Linked DNA regions of Homo sapiens: region 2 is linked to region 1. Evidence: chromatin loops called from intact Hi-C (ENCODE). Cell type or tissue: natural killer cell. All regions are shown on one strand. Links, peaks and the distances in the headings refer to the core of each region. The heading gives the core; the rest is flanking DNA.

Region 1 (8,550 bases), core at 211-8,210:
TGGAATGTTTAAGTGTAAGTGACTTCTGGGGAAAAGCATATTGATTTAGATACCTATTGCTTAAGCTCATTTTTATATAGTTAAGAGTAGCTATTTAAGATTCTTAATTTGTCCTTTTAGTCAAGAGTAATTTATTGAACACCTGTTATGGGCTAAGCGTTAGATATACAGAGATGAATAACATAAGACTCCTATTCTTAAGTATCACACATTCTAGAGAATACACAGCAAATGTTTATTGGATTAACTGAATTAATGTAAAGGAAAAACAGTTTTTTGGGTTTCTTTGTTTTCCTGTTTTAGAGGAATCGTTTGGTGACTAAAGAGCAAGGATGTACAAGATAACTCAGAAATAAAATATTGCTAAATATATATATATATATATATATATTTTCTGAGACGGAGGCTCACTCTGTCACCCAGGCTGGAGTGCAGTGGCACAATCTTGGCTCACTACAACCTCCACCTCCCAGGTTCAAGCAGTTATCCTGCCTCAGCGTCCTGAGTAGCTGGGATTCCAGGCATGTGCCACCATGCCCGGCTAATTTTTGTATTTTTAGTAGAGACTGGGTTTCACCATGTTGGCCAGGCTGGTCTCAAACTCCTAACCTCGTGATCTGCCTGCCTTGGCCTCCCAAAGTGCTGGGAAACCACCTGGCCCAAATATTGCTAATTTAATATCCTTTAAAATATTTGTTTAAGGGAAACTTAACAGCTTACCCAGCTAGCCAAACGTTGACAATTTTCCTGCCAATTTAGGAAGTAGGACATAGTAACTATTAACAGCCAGTTTATTTTTAGAGTACTATGGAAATGATGGTGATTCTCTAATTAGGATATTGTAAGAGTACCATGTCTATATATTTCCTTTTAGTTTGTTAATGTGATGGAATAGTTTTCAAATTATCCTTTTTTTTTTTTTTTAGGCTACAGATTGCAACCCAATTAATATCAAAGTATCCTGCAAGTTTACCTAACTGTGAGCTGTCTCCATTACTGATGATACTATCTCAGCTTCTACCCCAACAGCGACATGGGGAACGTACACCATATGTGTTACGATGCCTTACGGAAGTTGCATTGTGTCAAGACAAGAGGTCAAACCTAGAAAGCTCACAAAAGTCAGATTTATTAAAACTCTGGAATAAAATTTGGTGTATTACCTTTCGTGGTATAAGTTCTGAGCAAATACAAGCTGAAAACTTTGGCTTACTTGGAGCCATAATTCAGGGTAGTTTAGTTGAGGTTGACAGAGAATTCTGGAAGTTATTTACTGGGTCAGCCTGCAGACCTTCATGGTAAGTTCAGCATGCATTATGTCTGACTTACAGATAAACACACACAGACACACACACACTCACATATCCCTGATCATTTTCATAGTTTGTTACTTCAGTTAAAGATGTCAAATTCTATTTCAGATGCTTTTCTTGTTTGGCCGAGAAGACTTAATAAATGCATAAGTGAATTTAGTTTCAAATGTTGACAAATTATTAAAGACTAATGTTAAGGAATTTCTTTTTTAGTTAAAAAATTTTTAATTGATCTATAATAGAGTTATATATTATCAAGGTACATGTGATAATTTGACACACTCATATGACACACTCATGTAGGGTGATGGGATATCAGCACCCTACGTATCTTTTCTTCATGCTAGGAACGTTTGAATTATTCTCTTCTTGCTGTTTGGAAATGTACAATAGATTAATGTTAACCGTAGTCACCCTACTGATGTATCGGACACCAGGTCTTATTCCTTCTAATTGTATACGTGTATCCAAAAGACTTTCTTTAAAGAATTATGAAGAGTTTAAATTTCTTTTATGTGCAATTTATCATTATTTATTAAATAGCCATGTTTAAATTGTAGTACTATGCACTGTTAATAAACGAGCTATTTTTTAATCAAGAATCTTCCCAAATGTAATCAGACTTTTAACAGTTTTTATGTTCATTTAGTCACCTTAACTAAATGTATGTGCCAGGCACTGTCCTGATAGATAAAGTCTTTGCCCCTCCAATAGCTTGCTTTTCACAATTGTCCTTTGTTTTGTTATAGTCCTGCAGTATGCTGTTTGACTTTGGCACTGACCACCAGTATAGTTCCAGGAACGGTAAAAATGGGAATAGAGCAAAATATGTGTGAAGTAAATAGAAGCTTTTCTTTAAAGGAATCAATAATGAAATGGCTCTTATTCTATCAGTTAGAGGGTGACTTAGAAAATAGCACAGAAGTGCCTCCAATTCTTCACAGGTAATTTAAGTTCATTAGCATGCTGCTGTTTTTTTTGTTTGTTTTATCAGGCTCTCTCCACTTATTTGATGCCAGATGGCTTTATTTTATAATAATAATGCAGAATTTCCCAGATCTAACCTTAATTATTAAATATTATGTTTGTTTTTACAGTTATCTGTGTCTTTATGCCTGATTGCTTCTGAAATAAAGGGTTGTCTCACTGTGAGAATATGGGGGATGTGCATGAAAAATGCACATATAATTCTTTGAGCATTTATGTGTTCCTTTCTGATTTTTTAAATAAGTAAGTCCATATATTTGAGTCATGTAGATCCTGGATCCTTTCTCATAATGGGAGTGTCTTTTGGGTAAAAGATGTTTTATGAATGAGGTGAGGAAACGAGGAAGACAAAACAGGATGTAAGCACTAGGATAAAGGAATGGAGTCCCTCGTCCACTTAACCTTTCCACAGATTGGTAATTGGAACCAAATGATTGGAGAGCAGACCTCCGAATGGATCCAATTAAAGTACTTTTGCTTTAATTTTACAACCTTTTATTTATTTCAGAAATAATGTTAAACATGCTGTTTCTAAACAGTATTGGAAATGATAATAACAATGGTTGTCCTCCTTAAATTGTCCTTTTAGATATTAAGAAATTTAGTATAGATGAAAGCAATTTTAATCTAGGATCCAAATTTTAGAAGTCAAGATTTATAGCTAAACATGGATGTTAAAGTTTAAAGTATTCTTTACATGGCTTTTGGTCTTCTAAGTGAAGCTTTTTGTTTTTCTTTGTAGTAATTTTCCTCATCTTGTACTGGAGAAAATTCTTGTGAGTCTCACTATGAAAAACTGTAAAGCTGCAATGAATTTTTTCCAAAGCGTGCCAGAATGGTATGTTATCTAATAATGCTCTTTATCATTTTAAGCTATAGCTTTAATTACAAAGATGATAATTTTAGCTGGGTAGTAGCTGCATCTTAATAATTGTAAACTAAATTGGTCCAAAAAAATTGCAACTGTTAGCCAGGGAAGAGGTTGTTTTAATTCAGTGATTGTAATCTATGTTATATAACATTAGACCAAGCTTACTATTTTTTAATGCTGTATAGTATAATATGTGACAAGTGCCAATGAGAAAAACTGAATGGTTATGCTGGGAAATTAAGAATATAAAATTTATATGAAATAAGTTCTTAAAGATGTTACCCATTTCTGTACATCAACTATGATTTGACTATTTGTTAGCTTTAAAAACTAATGATAATTGAAAACAAAAATAAATCTAAACCTGAGTTTAGTTGATTGACTCAAGAGACTTAGATTGTATTGCTGTGACTGAAAATGACTCACTGGCACAAACATTCCTTATCTCCCTCAAGAGGGCAAAAGGATGCGTAACTGCTTACCTATACCAGATGTTAAAGGTTTTTAAACCTATGCTCTTTACTTCCTCTGCTTGGTGAAAAAAGGGATATGTTTGCAGACAATGTTATGCTTAACATTTATATCTGGTGTTTTTAAAAATACTTTCTGAATTTGCCTTTGAGATTGTAACTTGTATTTTTTCTCTATCTATTAGTAAAATTTGCTACTGAATAATGACATTTGATATAAGTAGGTCTCAAAGTCCGAAGAAGAGAAGCATTTAAAAGAATAATCTATTAATTATATAAGTAGTCTTTGAATGATGTAGATACTAGGTTAATGTTTTCCTTTGTAATATATTGCTAATACATATAAGGCAAAGCATTAGGTACTTGGTTTATATATTAAAGATCTTACTTTCTTGAAGTGAACACCACCAAAAAGATAAAGAAGAACTTTCATTCTCAGAAGTAGAAGAACTATTTCTTCAGACAACTTTTGACAAGATGGACTTTTTAACCATTGTGAGAGAATGTGGTATAGAAAAGCACCAGTCCAGTATTGGCTTCTCTGTCCACCAGAATCTCAAGGAATCACTGGATCGCTGTCTTCTGGGATTATCAGAACAGCTTCTGAATAATTACTCATCTGAGGTGAGATTTTTTAAAAAAAGAACTAAGCTTATATATGATTCAACTTTGGTAAACTGTTAGGAAGGAGAAATAGGGGCAGGAAAAACAGCAAGGATGGTGGGAGGCTTCATTTTAAAAGCAAAGTGGCAGTAAAGGGCTCTAAATTGGACAACTTAGCATAATTAAAGGAAAACTCAAGAATAATAATTTGAGTACTTCCTTTGTACTGGAAATTATGGTAGACATAAAATAATTCCTTGTGTAGGTTAGTGAGGAATAGTAAGAGTTTGAGCATAGGGATTATATGATGAAAAAAACCTCTAAATACAAAGGAGGGAAATGTTACAGTAATAGAAAAGAACACGATGTAAACAAATCTAATAGATTTTGGTGGCATCTGAAGAGAGATGAGTGATTAGTAAAGACAATAAATGGACTAGCAATTATTTTAGACGTCATCTAGGAATTTCCTTTAGCCTCAAAATCACGAGTTCTCTTCATGTATACTATTCTCTTGCCAAAACTTGCATTTTTTAAAATGTGAAATGTCTTTCTACCTATTTCTGTGTATTCAGATCATCCACATGTGAAAATCCTTGCTAACGCCTTTCTTAGAATCTCAGAAAGTAAGATTCTAAGAATTTTTATTTTTGAGACAGAGCCTCGCTCTGTTGCCCAGGCTGGAGTGCAGTGACGTGATCTTGGCTCACTGCAACCTCCGTCTTCCAGTTCAAGCAATTCTCCTGCCTCAGTCTTCCGAGTAGCTGGGACAGGCGAGTGCTACCACGCCCAGGTAATTTTTGTATTTTTAGTAGAGATGGGGTTTTGCTATGTTGGCCAGGCTGGTCTTAAACTCCTGACCTCAGGTGATGGACCCGCCTCAGCATCCCGAAGTGCTAGGATTACAGGCGTGAGCCACGGTGCCTGGCCTAATAATTTTTCATCTTTTAATTTCATAGTACTTAATGTTTCACATTTTTAATGGCAGTTAGCATCTTCTTTATACCATGGATATTTACATATGGTTTGTATACAAATATCTCTTGAACTATAACTCTTAAACATAAACTCTTAAAAGGGCATACATGTTTTTATTTATCTTTATATCCTCCACAGTGCCTTATTACATGGTAAATGATTAAATAAAGCCTACAATCCATTCAAAGGAGTGAATTCGGTAGCCAGGGAAAATGACTTGAGGACATGAGAGGGGACAGTGTGCCTCTTTATGATCTTTACTGACATTCTTCTGCACCACAATTGTAACCACTTTCATTACAAAGTAATTTAGTTTTGTATATTTTCTCCTAAAATGCCGTTTCCTACCCTGTAGGAACAAAAAAAATCTGAACATTTTGTGTGTAACTTAGCAGATTCTTAGTAATTCTATAAAATTGTCTAAACTTTTTTTTTTTTTTTTTTTTTGAGATGGAGTCTTGCTCTGTTGCCCAGGCTGGAGTGCAGTGGCCTGATCTCGGCTCATTGCAACCTTCGCCTCCTGGGTTCAAGCAATTTTCCTGCCTCAGCCTCCTGAGTAGCTGAGATTATAGGTGCCTGCCATCACGCCCTGCTAATATTTGTATTTTTAGTAGAGACAAGGTTTCACCACGTTAGCCAGGTTGGTCTCGAACTCCTGACCTCAGGTGATCTGCCCGCCTCGGCCTCCCAAAGTGTTGGGGTTGTAGGCGTGAGCCACCATGCCCGGCCAGCTGTCAAAACTTGTATCTACTAGAAAAAATGTTTTATGCTATTCTGTGGAGTCTAAAAAGCTGAATAAGTCAAGGTTCCTATTCTTCAGAAGCTTAAAATGTCATTTTAATGTCTCTTTATATGACTGTAATTTCTACTTGTGTTCTAAGACTTACAGTCATTTATTTGCCTGTGAAGCTTTTTTTCTTTTCTTTCATCCCTACCTCAAATATTTAAGGGCCTATGTGTACAGTACACCCTCCACCCTAAGATGATATATCCTGCTTGGCCATCAGGAGATACTTAGGCTATTTTTCTTGAGAATCCTGGTTATAATTCTACAGTGATCTCCTAGTTGTTTTTAGAGCTATCCAGGATATGCCACCTTTAACTCAGTTAACTGAACTTTTGTTTTTTAATATGTATGTAGAATTTGTTCTTACAAAAGATAGAGTATACTAAATTATTTATGAAATATATATATTTTTATTTGTGGTTTACTTTAAGATTACAAATTCAGAAACTCTTGTCCGGTGTTCACGTCTTTTGGTGGGTGTCCTTGGCTGCTACTGTTACATGGGTGTAATAGCTGAAGAGGAAGCATATAAGTCAGAATTATTCCAGAAAGCCAAGGTAGGAGAATTTATACTAATAAAGTTTCGGATAAATTTGAATGAAATGTATTCCTGTGAAAATTATTACATTTGTTTGGAAGACATTAAATTTTATGCAGGTTAACCCTTTCTCTTTTATTTATGTAATGTGAGAAGAAATTATACTATGTATTTTTTAAATTGTTTTAATTGTTTAATTTTTAATTATTATTATACTTTAAGTTCTGGGGTACATGATGTAGAGCATGCAGGTTTGTTACATAGATATACAGTGCCATGGTGGTTTGCTGCACCCATCAACTCGTCATCTGCATTAGGTACTTCTCCTAATGTTATCCCTCCCCTAGCCCCCGACCCCCTGTCAGGCCCTGGTGTATAATGTTCCCCTCCCTGTGTCCATGTGTTCTCATTGTTCAGCTGCCACTTATGAGTGAGAACATGCAGTGTTTGTTTTTCTGTTCTTGTGTTAGTTTGCTGGGAATGATGGTTTCCAGCTTCATCCATGTCCCTGCAAAGGACATGAACTCATCCTTTTTTATGGCTGCATAGTATATCATGGTGTATATGTGCCACATTATCTTTATCCGGTCTATCATTGATGGGCATTTGGGTTGCTTCCAAGTTTTTGCTGTTGTGAACAGTGCTGCAATAAACATACGTGTGCATGTGTCTTTATAGTAAAATGATTTATAATCCTTTGTGTATATACCCAGTAATGGGATTGCTGGGTCAAATGGTATTTCTAGTTCTAGATCCTTGAGGAATTGCCACACTGTCTTCCACAATGATTGAACTAATTTACACTCCCACCAACAGTGTAAAAGCATTCCTGTTTCTCCACATCCTGTCCAGCATCTGTTGTTTCCTGACTTTTTAATGATAGGCTGTAAGCATGAAACTCTTTCTTATCTCTTGGTAGTACTCTGTCACTGGTATGATTTGCAAGAACAGAGTATAAGATTTGCCATTTTAAAAAATTGTTAATGAGTTTTGCTTATACTGTATGACTACGTGGAACTTCTAAAAACATTTCATTTTTTCTCTTAAGTGCACTTTATTTTTTATTTTATAGTATGTCCAAGATCAAAGTACACTGTAAAAAGCAATACTAAACTATAATTTTAACTGGAATTTGCATTTTTCCTTCTATTCACAATAGTCTCTAATGCAATGTGCAGGAGAAAGTATCACTCTGTTTAAAAATAAGACAAATGAGGAATTCAGAATTGGTTCCTTGAGAAATATGATGCAGCTATGTACACGTTGCTTGAGCAACTGTACCAAGGTAAGATTTTCTTCTTCTTGTTTTGTTTTTTGAGATAGGATCTTTCTCTGTCACCCAGGCTGGAGTGCAGTGGGATTGTCACAACTCATTGTAGCCTTGACCTCCTGGTTTCCAGCAATTCTCCTGCCTCAGCCTCCCAAGTAATTGGGACTACAGGCATGTACCACCTAGCTAAAATTTTCTTTTTACTTGAAAGTGTAGCCTATGCAGGGAATTGATCACTGGTTGGTGTTACTGTTTTGGTGTCCACTCGTAAGTTTATTTTTTACTTTTATTTTTCTTTTTTTTGAGACAGTCTCTCACTCTTTCACCCAGAGTGAGTGATCACATCACTGCGATCCAGCAGCCTCGACCTCCTGGGCTCACAGCAGCCTCGACCTCCTGGGCTCAAGTGATTCTCCCACCTCAGCCTCCTTAGTAGCTGGGACTACAAGTGTACACCACCATGCCTGGCTGATTTTTGTATTTTTGTAATTTTTTGTATTGATGGGGTTTTACACATTGCCCAGGCTAGTCTCAAACCCTGGGCTCAAGTGATGCTTACATCTCAAAGTGCTGTGATTACAGGTGTCAGCTACCATATCTGTTCACATTCATAAGTTATACAAATTGATTTAAAATTCAGTTGAATGGTACATAAAGGTAATATCCAGACAAATAAGCAATAGGAATCTGAGTTTCTCATGAAACTAATTTTATAATTTCAGGAATTTTTCTG
Region 2 (8,090 bases), core at 40-8,039, 52 kb after region 1:
TTAAATTGCTTGAAATAGTATTGTACTAACTATTAACCTTTCCTATAAGTAATTTAAGCCATATTTCATAAATCCAGGGAATGTGTTATTTTTAATTTATTATGGCAGTGTGGAAAAGCTCAGATAGGTAACCTGAGGAAATAGTAGTTGATTTTTGGGGGAGGGGAAATTCTTAAAGACAGACCTTGTTTTTTTAGAAATAGAAAGCGCTACTTTGCTCCCATGAAAGCTGTTAGCTCTGGGTATGGTTTATAGTTATTGTGATCCACAAGTGTTTATTTCCATGTCAAGTTAACATATCACAATCCCCTGGTGAAATATAGGAAGACCCATAGATTTCTCCCTTTTTCCATGTTGATATCGTAATAAGGTTCCACTGTAAGTATTCTGTGAAGCATGTTTAAGAACACTTGTTCCTTCCTTAGTCTAAGCATTCCTCTTTACTATCTTCTTTTCATAAAGTGACTGAGAAATACACAGTTTAGTTTTCACCAATTTAATTTCAGGGCAGAAACCCAACATTGAAGCAGTACTTTCAGTGCATCATAAATATAATTTTAGTGTTAGTAAAATTACTGGTAATATAAACTGTTAATGAAACTAATAATATAACCTGGAAGGCATTATAATTCTAACATTTTAAAATCTCATTTCATTTTGAAATCAAGTCTCTGTGGTAGATGTGGTCTAGTTTTGTTCAAGAGACAGATGAGTCAGAGTTTGTGATTTGTGTAATATGCTACTAATGAGTGACAGAGCTGAGAGTAGAACCTAATTTTTCTGCTGCCTAAAGCAGCAGTTTTTGCCATACCACTCTGCCTCTTGTATAAACATAAATGTTTTCATCTTAAAAGGTAAACATTGCCTCCAGATTTAGTTTTAACTGTATTTAGCTTTATTCAGAAAGATTTGTTATACTCATTTTGTGTAGGAAAGGTACAATGATTTCCACTTCTCTTATTTACATTTTCTAATCCCTTTCTTTCTAGTTTTTAGAAGTACCCAGATTTGACAAAGAAAACCCTTTTGAAGGCCTGGATGATATAAATCTGTGGATTCCTCTAAGTGAAAATCATGACATTTGGATAAAGACACTGACTTGTGCTTTTTTGGACAGTGGAGGCACAAAATGTGAAATTCTTCAATTATTAAAGCCAATGTGTGAAGTAAGAAGATTAATTAGTCTGATATAATTCCTTGTTTATGACCTGTTTATCTAAAGAGTGCTGTGATACTGCACATCATCTTCACATAATATCACCCCCACTCAAACTGTTGTAAATTTATTAAAGTGAGCATCCGTATTTAGTCATAACTTTATGCATTAGGTTTCAGCTTCGGGATAGCAACATACTAGAGGAGTTCTAAGGGGTGCCTTGAATAATTTGTTACTAATGATAGTTAAAATACTGCTGATTATAAATTATTTGCATTAACCAAGAGCCTGTTCTAACTTTGTTTACGTCTTCTGATAAGAGCACCTTTATTTTCCCTGATATGCTTTCTTGAATAAGAAAAAGGAGTGGGGCAGCAATCAGCATAGCTTTTTTATTTTTGAGGATATAGTACAATTTATCTCAACGAAGAGTAAAGGTACATACCAAATGAAACAAAGTTTGTACTCTTCCATCAAATGTGTAATCTAAAACAGCATACTATGATGCTCTAAGATTTACAGAGTTAATTTATAGCACTGTCAAATGTGATTCAACAGAAATGTGAAAATACAACATCTGATGAGGTCAAACATCTGCTGATTACAGATAACTGATAGAGAAGTATTTTCGTAATGTACTCACATTGAAAGCAATGTAAGAAGCAGTTCTTATTTTCTACAGAAAAAGTAGTGACAGTGAATAAAACATCACCTTCTCTGCAATACTACACCGCACTCATACCAATTCAGCAGAGTGGTACCCTGAACACACATACAGCTTATTTCTCATTAGTGAACAAAGCTAAGATTTTTATAAAGTTTTACCTTTGAGCCAGAAAATAAAATGTTCCAAATATACATATGTACACACCCCATTTGTGGTACTTTAAATTCTCTAGCTCTAAAACTGGTGTTTTGCCTTGTCTTTGGTTTGAAAAAGAAAAAGGGTGCAATTAGTAATCTATAACCTGTCTTATGTGTGTGAAGTATGATGAATATGATGGATATGGAGTGTAATGATTCATTCATATGTTAAATATGGAGTGCGGTGAATAGCAAAAGTAAAGCTGAATACTGTTTTAATGTGCCAGATGTATTGGAGCACTTTTCTGCTCTTTGGAATATACCACAAATAATTACCCAAATTTTATGCCCAGAAGTTGGGCTTATTAAAAAATAAACATTTTTAACATGACTGTTGTAGTTCTTCACTGAGGTTAGAAAATGCATAAAAATCAGATTTCCAACTTTTGTCTTAAACTTTTGATACCTTTTTCCCTCTTCTATCATATCAGAAAACTCCTTCTGTTACTAACGCTTTTCAACTCTGAAATTGTATTTAAAGTGGTGATATAATTTCATTTGTAAGCAATATTCTGTTTCATTATGGTAATGGCCTAGACTGGAAATAAACAGTTACAGTGTCACTAACATATATATTTGATATTGATATACTAGCCTAGTGTGGTTTTTTAAACACCACCTAATACATGTTTTTTGTTTGTTTTTTTAGCAGTATGTTGAGTTTATGGCAGATTAATCTATCATCTTTTAGAAATTTAATATGTCAACGGGGCATGAAAATTTTAAGTAAAATGTATTAATTTTACTCATTTTTACTCAAACTATTGGGTGGATTTGTTTGTATATTCTAGGTGAAAACTGACTTTTGTCAGACTGTACTTCCATACTTGATTCATGATATTTTACTCCAAGATACAAATGAATCATGGAGAAATCTGCTTTCTACACATGTTCAGGGATTTTTCACCAGCTGTCTTCGACACTTCTCGCAAACGAGCCGATCCACAACCCCTGCAAACTTGGATTCAGGTATTCTATTAAATTTTTAACATTAATACTGTAAACTCAGTTCTAGAGAAAGATGGATTTAAGATGGAATCCCACTAAAAGCACTTTACAGGATTAAATCTATAACCTCTAAATTTGTTTCTTCATCTATGGAATGGAGATAAAAGTTGCCAACAGTTGCAACAAGTTTTCAATGAAATAATGTGTGTAAAGTGCCTAGGATAGTACTTGATGTATAGTATTCCCTCAGTACATTTTGGCTATTGATAATGGGTCAACTAATTGAGCTTTCAATATGTGTCAGGCACTGTGCTTGCACTGGCAATATTAATGTGAAAAAGAAACACCCACATTCTAGCAATGGAAAAAACAAACACAATCAGATATTTTAGGTACTGTGGTGCAGATACGATAGAATTTTCATATTTTCAGAGCTCTGGCCAACTCAATTTAAAAAGCAGCCTTTGGCCGGGCACAGTGGCTCACGCCTGTAATGCCAGCACTTTGGGATGCCAAGGTTGGTGGATCACTTCAGGTCAGGAGTTCAAGACCAGCCTGGCCAACGTGGTGAAACCCCGTCCCTACTAAAAATACAAAAATTAGCCGGGCATGGTGGCAGGCGCCTATAATTGCAGCTACTTGGGAGGCTGAGGCAGGAGAATCACTTGAACTCAGGAGGTAGAGGCTCCTGAGGCTCACTAGCCAAGATTACACCACTGCATTCCAGACTGAACGACACAGCGAGACTGTCTAAAAAAAGAAAAAAAACCCTTTGTATAACTATAATTAACATTTAGTGTATATCCTTCTAATTGTTTAAAACAAAAATTGAACTGTACTTTATTTACTCTTATAACCTACTTTCCTTCTATGACATATAATGGGTATTTCTCATGCCAAGAGCATAATAGCAAAAGAAATTCCACCAAGGGTTGGGTATGTATAATACATATATGCATGCTTGAAGGCTCATTATGGGTCAGTTTTTTAAACCTAAATTTTATAAAAGGATACAAAATTCACAGATCTTTATTGTTAACTGTCTTTATTATATATTATTAATGTGTTTTATATGCAAACATAAAGCTAGGTGCAAATTCACTTGTTGTACTTAAAGACCAATCAATTCTAATACAAATGTTGATTTAATGTGATATTTTGCCACAACTAATCTGCTCCTCCCAATCCTTCCAGTCACTTCAGCAAAGGTTGTGATTACTCAGTTCTTCCAATTGTTTCTTTTAGTTTTACTGCTACAACCTTCATTTGACATGACTCTAATGTCATTTAGACTTCAGTTTGCTATGCTTTATATTTTATGTATTTTATTTTCTGTTGGCTAACAGCAATTACAAATCTACTATTTGGAAAAATATAAATTATAAACATAGACATAGATGCCCATCCTGTGATCCTACTAGATTATAGGCTGTTCTCTAAATGATCTAGAATGTGCTTATATGAATTTTCCTTAGGCCACTGAAATGAAAATCCTAAAATAAAAATTCTCATAGAGGCTTTGTAAACTATCTAAAATGTATCTCTTATCTTTAATTGGGAAAATACAGGTATAAGTGATTTAAGCATTTAAAACTTTAATATGTAATTTACAGTACTATTAAAAACAATTTTTATTACATAGTTTAAGGTAATCATTGTTTATGATAATCTGGTAATTTGTTATCATGAACATGGCCAAGACTTTTTTCATGTTTATCACTTATGTATTTATGTCACAACCATTGGAAGGTAAAGTAACTGTTTTATTTTATCTGTATACAGTGCCAATATTTTTATTACCTTAAGTGAAAATTTAAACTTCACATATAAAATTCTGTTATTGAAAAGGAAATACATATTTTTGTAAAATTTAAATGGTGTATCTTTTCTGATGGCTATAAGCCTCATTGCCTTCACTAAACGTCCCATGTGCATCTCAAACTCAGCTGTCCAAAAGCAAACGTGTCATCTTCTTCATCCCTTCCCCCAGCCTACTTTTTTAAATGTGTACCTTTTTGACAAATGGCACTCAGTTGCTTACTCTAGAAACCTCTCTCACGTATTTCATCTGATTACCAAATCTTGCCAATTCCATATTATGAATAACTTAGTCCATTTGTTTCTCTCTGCCCTTAGCATCCTTACTGCTTTCTAGCTCCATGATTTAGCACAGTTGAAATTCTTTCATTAAATTTTCCAAGTTATTTCTTGCTTCCAGCCATCTCAGATATTATTATTATTGCCTGTAGCACTATCCTTTCCTGCTCTGATGACTATTACTCTTCTTTCAGATATCACTTTTTCTTTTTTCTTTTTTTTTTTTCTTTTTTTCTCTTGAGACAGAGTCTCGCTGTGTCACCCAGGCTGGAGTGCAGTGGTGCAATCTCGGCTCACTGCAACCTCTGCCCCTCAGGATCAAGCAATTCCCGTGCCTCAGCCTCCTGAATAGCTGGGATTACAGATGTGTGCCAGCATGCCCTGCTAATTTTTGTGTTTTTAATAGAGATAGGGTTTCACCATGTTGGCCAGGCTGGTCTCAAACTTGGCCTCAAGTGATCCGTCCGCATCAGCCTCCCAAAGTGCTGGGATTACAGGCATGAGCCATTGCACTTGGCCAGTATCACTTTTTCTATGAAACTTTTCTTGTCTAGGTGAGGTTCCCTCTGCTAAGCTTCTGTAGCATTTTAAACTTTCCTATTATAACACTTATCATATTGTGTTGTAATGTCCCAGGCTAGTCAGTGAGTTCTGTGTGGTCTGACATGATCTGTCTTGTTCATGCTTATATACTGAGGACCTAGCACATAAAAGATCTTATTGAATCAATTAATTAGTCCTCCTTTGAAATAAAATATAAATTACAATGTAAGTTCTCACTTTTTTTAAGATAACAGTTTCTTTTAAAAGCAAAAGAAATCCTATTAAATTCCTTCAGAACCAATTTTGTGTTAGGTACTGCCCACCAGAACCTTATAGCATAGTGGGAGACAGACACATAAACAAGAAGGAAGAAGGTGTGTAAGCAAGAATGCCTGGGACTGAGGGGAGATATTTTTGTTTGTCAGAGTCAGAGCACTTTTTCCGATGCTGTTTGGATAAAAAATCACAAAGAACAATGCTTGCTGTTGTGGACTACATGAGAAGACAAAAGAGGTAATGTAATGAGTGTTGCTTCTTACGTTTAGGATCTAGAGTGTAACTTGTTAACTATCGGCTGAATTTTAACATGATTATTTTAGGTGAAGGTGTTGCAAAGTGTTATATTTAATTTGTGTGATATTTATATCTCCTTGCAGTAATCCATATTCAGGATAGCAGTTTGGTTAAATCAGTGTCAAGAACTCTCAATTCTAGTACCAGCTGTACCAGTAACCATGTTACCTTTGTTAAATTATGCAGCCTTCTTGGCTCCAATTTATTTCATCTATGTTAGGGATAGGAGCAAGTGTTTTTCCAAGTTACATTTAGCTGTATTACCCCTCTTTTTACTTTTCTCTTTGCTTTAGTTCTAAGAAGTAAATAGAGTTGTGTAAATGTCTTCTTTATGTATCTTTATTTTAAGATGTAAGTTTCTTTACTGTGTGCAGTGGTCTCAAAATCTGTGGCAATACTGTGCTGTGACAATGTTTATTTTCTTGTTTCTGGTAAATTGTTTTATAGTATAGTATCTTTGTTCCTGTTATTTCTCATGAGATTTTTAACAGTGCATACAGAAATTGCTAGAATGGATGGTCTGACTGATGAGTACTGCTTGAGAGTTGACCAGAACTCTGAAGAAATAGTGTAGTAGGCCTATAATTTGAATAGGTAGGAATCGATGTCTCATAAGTGTGTATGGTGGTGGTAGGGGTGGTTGGTAAAGAATGAGAGGGAGAGGTGAGTGAAAAATGAAATGTTTTTAAGCCTAAATGCATTAATATCTTAAAAAATTAATTCCTATGTAGTCTTAAACCATTCTTCTTCTCTAGTAGAAAAAGAAGTTTTATGCTTTTCAGTGTCTTTGCTTCTGGTTATTTTACCTTAGAGTTTTATACCAGATTATCTTCTGAGGAGGCCTATCAGAAGCTTTAATGTAGTGGAGAGCATTTGTTTTCTTGGTGTTGGGAGGCAGTTTTACCTTTGAGTCATTCATTTCAGACTTACCATTGGGGTAGAATGGTGTTGACATTAGCAGGAGTTGGAGAAGATAAAAATTCTTCATATTCCATTTTAATGCTGAATAAGATCCTGAAGAATATTCCTGGAGAAAGTATGAATGGGATATAGAAAAACGGGTAAAGACATGCATTCAAGTCCAAGCTTGTGCTGTGTAAAAATTACTTGTTATCCTGTACAGTATGTTGGGCAAAAACAAAGAACAACAATAAAACAACAACAACAAAAAAATTGCTTGCTGTCTTTGAACCTCAGTCTTATCATCTTTCAAAATCAGAATAATGTCTGTAGTGTCTTCCTTTCCATGGGGAAATTATTTCACTTCTCTGAACTTAACATTCATCGGAAAATTAACTTTAGTTGAGTGCTTGCTGTGTAGTAGGGTGTGCCTTATTCATCAGCTTTGCAGGCATTATTTAATTGTTGCACCCATTCTCCAAGGTCCATGTTGTTCCAGCATTTGCAAGTAAGGAAACTAGGAAACTGAGGTTTAAGAAGTTAAGTTGCTGAAGATCACACAGCTGGTAGTAGGCAATATAGCTAGATTTGAACCTACCTGTATTGTACTTCAACACTAGTGCTCTTAAGCACTACCATGTCCCATCTCTACAATGCTAGTTTTGAAAAAGATACTATCTATGGTCCCTTTCAATCTTGACCTACCTATTAACACAGTGGAAGATTTTTATTAAGTAACTCAACCTAGGCAATACATTAAGGAGAAAATAAGTCACAATAGGAAAGACATGTATTTGTGTCTTAGATGAAACAATATTTTTTATTAAATTGACTGTTTTAAAGTGTGTGTTGGGGGGTGCTTGTGTGCATTTGTATTAGCTATTCTGTGTATCCTATTCTTAGTCTGTGGTACATGGATTTCTTGGTAGAGAGCAGATATGAACCCCAATTTTGTATCAGGTGATAGTCTACAGGTTTTATCAGATTCTCTGATAGGTTTGAGGGAAAA

Evidence for each region. A loop is a pair of places that touch in the nucleus more often than their neighbours do. Peaks named below come from ENCODE experiments on the same cell type or tissue, not always from the same donor. Only the 100,000 strongest peaks of a DNase experiment are listed, where the experiment ranks them.
Region 2: a loop joins it to region 1, with 1.8 times the contacts of the local background. A loop is called at or near these places in 5 of 110 quality-filtered maps.

Annotation. Positions count from the first base shown.
Region 1 is chr11:108,249,775-108,258,324 of GRCh38, forward strand. ATM (ATM serine/threonine kinase) reads left to right here. Exons shown (of 63, transcript NM_000051.4): 10 at 927-1,298; 11 at 2,063-2,257; 12 at 3,043-3,138; 13 at 4,040-4,265; 14 at 6,441-6,566; 15 at 7,707-7,832. Among named protein-coding and RNA genes, the nearest start is that of ATM, 31 kb to the left of the region's middle. In natural killer cell, for the core only: no CTCF peak of the experiment used is centred there; a DNase peak (open chromatin) is centred at 3,627.
Region 2 is chr11:108,301,864-108,309,953 of GRCh38, forward strand. It overlaps ATM (ATM serine/threonine kinase), which reads left to right. Exons shown (of 63, transcript NM_000051.4): 36 at 990-1,166; 37 at 2,812-2,989; 38 at 6,034-6,121. It also overlaps a transcript of C11orf65 not described here. Among named protein-coding and RNA genes, the nearest start is that of ATM, 83 kb to the left of the region's middle. In natural killer cell, for the core only: no CTCF peak of the experiment used is centred there; no DNase peak of the experiment used is centred there.